2 separate regions of the Homo sapiens genome follow, and region 2 is linked to region 1. Evidence: read pairs that join two places in POLR2A ChIA-PET (ENCODE). Cell type or tissue: Panc1. All regions are shown on one strand. Links, peaks and the distances in the headings refer to the core of each region. The heading gives the core; the rest is flanking DNA.

The links. ChIA-PET counts read pairs that join two places held together with the same protein. Peaks named below come from ENCODE experiments on the same cell type or tissue, not always from the same donor. Only the 100,000 strongest peaks of a DNase experiment are listed, where the experiment ranks them.
Region 2: POLR2A ChIA-PET joins it to region 1 with 5 read pairs; 2 of 35 experiments call an interaction of 5 or more read pairs at or near these places.

Annotation. Positions count from the first base shown.
Region 1 is chr5:64,687,626-64,690,501 of GRCh38, reverse strand. No RefSeq gene overlaps it. Among named protein-coding and RNA genes, the nearest start is that of SHISAL2B, 1.4 kb to the left of the region's middle. RefSeq lists enhancers at 1-28, 1,286-1,580, 1,087-1,588 and a silencer at 1,286-1,580. In Panc1, for the core only: no CTCF peak of the experiment used is centred there; no DNase peak of the experiment used is centred there; H3K4me3 peaks cover 424 bases; H3K27me3 peaks cover 1,532 bases.
Region 2 is chr5:64,787,883-64,790,808 of GRCh38, reverse strand. It overlaps CWC27 (CWC27 spliceosome associated cyclophilin), which reads right to left. Exons shown (of 14, transcript NM_005869.4): 7 at 1,789-1,858. Among named protein-coding and RNA genes, the nearest start is that of CWC27, 20 kb to the right of the region's middle. In Panc1, for the core only: no CTCF peak of the experiment used is centred there; no DNase peak of the experiment used is centred there.

The DNA of each region.
Region 1 (2,876 bases), core at 1-2,500:
GCTGCCTGGGCGCTCAGCCTTCGCGCGCCACCTCTGATTTCTCTCCTCCCCTTGTCCACATGGTGTCTGGGCGCCTTACTCTCGCCTCTCCCTCTCGCTGCTGAGCGGTCGCTCCTTTTATCCGCCCATCTCGGCGCCGACTCTCCTCCACTTTCCCTCACTTCATCAGCAGCCTGGAGACCTTAGCTGTCCCCACTCGATGCCAGAAAGAGCTTTCTCCAGAGGGAAAAAAGAAGAGGTGGGACATGTTTTCAGTGCAGGCAGATGCTGCCTAAGTTGCAGTTTTCCTGTCTAGGGACAGGGCAGGTGGATTCTGGGCAAACAGACTGGGTCTGGTGGAGACTTAACTGCCCGGCCATTGACTCAAGGAGTGGAGGAGAGGACCAGATAAAAGGCAGCTGAACACCAGAGAGGCGGAGTTGGTGTTCTCTTTCTTTGAGAAGTAAATGTGAAACATTAAGATCTGCCCATTTAAAAATAAAAAACAAGAAACAAAGTCTCCTGTAACAACTGGCCATGGTGCAGTTGCATTCGGTGTTCAGCTGAAAAATCCAGAAAGTTTAAGAAACGCAAGACATGAAGGTAAAGAAAGTGAGAACTTTCTAGAGAGGGAGGCAGCCAGAGGAAAAAAAAAAGGCAAAGGAAATAGGGAGAAAGAGACCTTCAGTCAGTTTTGATGTGCTGTAGGAACTTCTTTTGTCTCCTTTTTGTTTGATATTCCCATTTTCTTGATTGGTTTGTTCACAAAGCCTTTTTAAAATAACGATGATAATGCATGCTTATTGTGATAAGCCAAACAATGCTTGGGTGTATAAACAAAAAGGTAATAATAGTCTTACGATGGGAGAGGAGGCGATTATAACATTCATAAAATGTACAAGATAGAGCATTGTTTCTCCCTCTTCATTTCTGCTTCCTTCCCTTGGCCAGGGGCTTGATTGGATCCCAGACGTCGAATTTTACCTTGTTGGGTACTGGATGTTTTTGCATTCCTATAAATACTCTTGAGCTTTGTACTGGGATGCAGGAAACAGTTTGAGTCTTTCGGGTTTGTTTTTAATATTTGTTAGGCTGGACTAGATTAGCCTTTAGGACTGAATTTTTCCCCACTACTGAGGCAATACCCTTCGAATTATTCTACCCAAAACTTGTGAATTATAGGGCTTACCATTGTGACTGGTGGGAACACATAAAACACAGAAAAATCCAGAGACAGGCATGACCACAGAGGCCAAATTTCACCAAGCTTGGAGTATCTTGAGGCCTCTGAAGTTCAAACCAACAAAGGAGCCTTTTACCATATGAAGCTTAAGGGCAGTGTTAAGACTGCGGCTTTAACCAGTTAGGAAATTGCTTGACCTTGCCTGCTGTGTAGTCCCCTGTGACTTAGTCCCCAGTTATCTTCCTCCAGGCAGGAGGAGTTCTGATAGGGAGTAGGGTGGGGCTGATCCCGCACCAAAAGATAGCCATCGATTACATCTTTTATTTTCTCTTCTTCTTGTGTCACAAAGGTGATACTCCCCTTTAGAGAATATTCTGGAAATAAGGAGACATTTTTGGTTGTCATGATGACACTGTCCTGGCATTGAGGGATGTGGGTCAGGGATGCTAGACATCCTGACCCCCTGCAACATGTACAGGAAAATGAAGAACTGTATGTGACTTTCAAATGTTCTACAGGACATTCATGTAGATGAAAAACCTACTTACAATTGTCTGTACTTAGAACCTATCCTTGTGTTCCAAATAAATACAGTGTTTTTGTTGAATTTTCCAGGAATACAGCTACCACGTAAAATGAGGGAAGATTGTTATTTGTTTTGTTTGGAACTCTACCAAGACTTTTTCACAAAAAATTATGTGCCAATGGTTATGTTGCTTAAGGGTTTGTATTTGTGTTGCCAACACCGCACACTGTGGCAGCCTGCATTTGTACCGTCACACCACAGTGATTTATAGCTATTGCATGCAGAGTATTGATGTAAGCATTATGTCTTTTGGTACAGTTGTGCTTGAGCATTTACATATGGAAATACTGTATATATTTTATGGTAAATTACACTCCTTTTATGTATTCTTTATATTATAATAAAAGCATTATATATAATTAGTGTATTTGTTTGCAAGGTCCACCATAATAAAGTACCGCAGACCAGGTGGCTTAACAACAGAAATGTATTATCTCACAGTTCTGGAGTCTGGAAGTCTGAGATCAAGATGTCAGCAGGATTGGTTTCTTCTGAGAGTCATAAGGAGAAGGATCTGTCCTGGGATTGTCTCCTTAACAGGCCTCGATTGCTGTCTTCTCACTATGCCTCCACGTCACCTTCTCACCGTACTTGTCTCTGTCTAAATTTCCTCTTCTTCTAAGGACACCCTAGAACTGGATTAGGGCCCACTCTAGTGACCTAATTTTATTTTAGTTACCTCTTTAAAGGCTCTGTCTCCAAATATGGTCACATTCTGAGGTATTAGTGGTTAGGACTTCAATATATGAATTCCTAGAAGGACACAGTTCAGCCTATAACAATTAGGTATGTAGACACATCCTATTTCAAGATAGCAAAGGGAAAGTTATAGGAAGATTTCTTATAAAATGGGGACACTGAGTCTGATAGGGCTGAGAACTGCGGGTATGACTCCTCACAGGACAATGGTAAGTGGTGTCTTATAGGTAAGTGCTGCCCCTTACTTCAAATTTCCAGCCCAGTAGGGTTTACCGAGAATTGGCGTGACAGAACAAGCAGAGAGAGACTAGGGACAAGAAATATTGGCTACTGGGTAAAAGAAAGATAAGGGTTCAAACAAAGCTGACTTTGGCTATAGAAATAATGAAGAGGCCAGATGAGTGCTTTGCTTAAAAGCTTTCAATGTAT
Region 2 (2,926 bases), core at 309-2,808, 100 kb before region 1:
TACATAAAATAAATAGTATAGTTAGCAGATAAGAAGATAAATTATTGTAATGCAGTAGGATAAATGTTTTGATGGGCATAGACAGATTATCATGGAAAGAAGTACCTAGCTTAGCCTGGATGGGAGTTCAGTGGCAGGGGGAGGTAGAAGTAGTAGAAGGTGATAGTAGACCTAAATCTTAAAGGAAAAACACTTTAAGGAGAGAGCATACTCCTGGCAAAAGGAAAAACAGGGGTGGGGGAACTGTGAGGAAAGTATGGGTATGCAAGGAAACTTGACATCTTTAGAAAACATCAATGAAAAGGAACCCTGGCAATTTCTAGATCTAACATTCATGGTTTTGTCCATTCACAAACATAACCACAGAATCATGACACATAGTAAATCATTTTGATGAGGCATAAATTTGAATCATAAACAATGCAAGACTAGTGCACTGACATCTAAAGAAGATGACTCTTCAGATATTGAGGTGACAGAGTGATTGGTGACGTTAAGGAATTGGGAAATGAAGTTTTTGTAAAAAAATGAATTTAGTTTTGACATCTAGAGACCTTTCCTAAAGCAACTCTGAACAAGGGATAAGAGCCCAGGAGAAATATTTGGCCTTATCTCCTAGAGTTTAGAATGTTGGTGTACAGGTAAATGGAAATTGAATCCATGGCATCAAATACATCACTCAAGGATACAATAAAAAGCAACAAAAAGTTATGACCAAAATATTTCATATACACACCATTTTAATTACATTTTAATGCAAGGGGTATTAAGTAGAGTGCTTACTAGGCGTCCAACATTAGCCTGCAAAACCGTGCTCACTAATAAGGGAACATATGGCTAAAGAAGTAAAAACAAGAATAATAATAATATGCTTTTAATTCAATGTTATTGTTAGAGTTGGTAAGAAATAGATAATTATGTTAAGCAAGTAAGGCTTATAGGTTATAAAGTTTTAATTACAACAATAAAGACTATAAACCTAATCCTTTAGTTCTCAGTATTCACTAATTTTCAAAAAAGAAAGGCATATCAGAACCTTTAGGAGTAGAAACCCTTGAAGACAGTTTTCTTGTAGTATACACACCAGAATTACTGCTCTAAACAATGGCATGACACCGTGTTTCAGTAATGCGTATTATGATGCAAGCAATATTGAAGAAAACCACATGTAAAGGCCTACAGGAAGGACTAGCAGAATAAAAAGGCCAGGAGGCACTGCATAATTCAAGGACATGGATTTAATAGTTACAAAGACCTGCGTTCAGTTCCCATCTGTAGCTACTTATTGGTTATGTTACTTTGAGCAAATTATAAACTATAGCTGAATGTATTCATGAGTAAAATGAGGATGATAATAATATCACCCATCTCAAAGGGCTGTAATGAGAATTAATGAAATAAACAAAATATATATAAATAACATTAAAATGAATATAAGAGTTTTGGTCTGTGACTGTTTATATCAGTAATGATAATAATCATTATCATCTAACATACTACCTGAAAAAATAGCAGTTAGGATCTGAATCATAAAGTCCAACCATTCAAAAAACTGCAAGTCTAGTTCAAACTGATTTTTTTAAAATGCCAACATTAAAAATAAATAGGATAATCTCAAAAGTTGCAAATATTACTGACCACAAATCAATTTACAAATTCAATGAACACTTACTGAGCCTGCCCCATGTAAAACATGCTGTGCCAGATATAGCAGGAGATACAATAGTGAGTAAGATATAGACCCCAATCTCTTTTGTAAGTTAGAACAAAGGGCAAATTAGAGATTACCTGACTAACTCGATTTACTTCCTCCTCTTCTTCCTCAGCTTCCTCTCCAAATGAAAGTAAACTAAAATTTCTAGTCCAAAAAAAAGAAAGAAAAAAAAAAAGAAAGAGAAAGTCAAATCAAACTTATAAATACCTTATTTTCAGAGCAAGAGAACAGAATTTACAAGAAGAAATACATTCTGACTGTTCTAAAAAAGACCATATTACTCAGTATTCAGCAGAAGTATTCTAACGATCTGTATTTTCAGTATGATGTTAAAGCTTTTGCCTCACAGCACCAATGTTTCCTATATTATACTAACTTTTAATGACCAAAAATCCCTTCTGAGCATTACCATTAAATTTACTGAGTAAAGCATGACAGAAATAATTAAGCTTTTTTATATTTATCAAAACTGGTAGCAAAATGGGGGTTTCTGAAAAATAATAAGTATATATCCCTGAGTGCTACAAATGGGAAGCAATTAATCTAGTATTTGGCAAAATATTTTTTAATATTTTAAAATTAATATGTATACAAAATTGTCAGACAAAAAAATATGAGCAATGAACAACTAAAATAGCCCACAAGGAGAAAAAACTAGGTTTGTCTCCTCTGATTCATCAAACAAAAGTAATCTCAAGTAAGATAAACAAGTTACTAAAACTGTCTCTCAAATAGAAAAATTAAAGATGTGGCAGTGAAACAGATTTTTTTTTTTCCCAAAGCCTAGAAGCAAGCAACGACCAACATATCATCCCCAATATATTTGCTGGAAACAAAAACAAAGCAAAACACACCAAAAAAAGACTTTAGAGTTTATTGTTAAGATAAATCATAGTGATGACGCACTGCATATGAATACAGTGACAGTGACCTTTCATCCAGAGATAGATTAATCAAAATAAGCTGATCAAAGAATTTTTAAAAATCAAATAAATAATTCCAATAAGCAGTTATTTTGCCACAAGGAATTAACTGCTTATTAAAGTGTCTGGCTCATATCTGACACTTTATAAAACAATTTAACTTTGTATTTGTAGGATATCAAGGAAAAAGACTAATAGGTATTGAATGCCTATACTACTGGGTGTTTTAACATACCTCTTCTCATTTAATCCTCATAACAACCAGGAGTTGAACTTATTCTAATCTCCA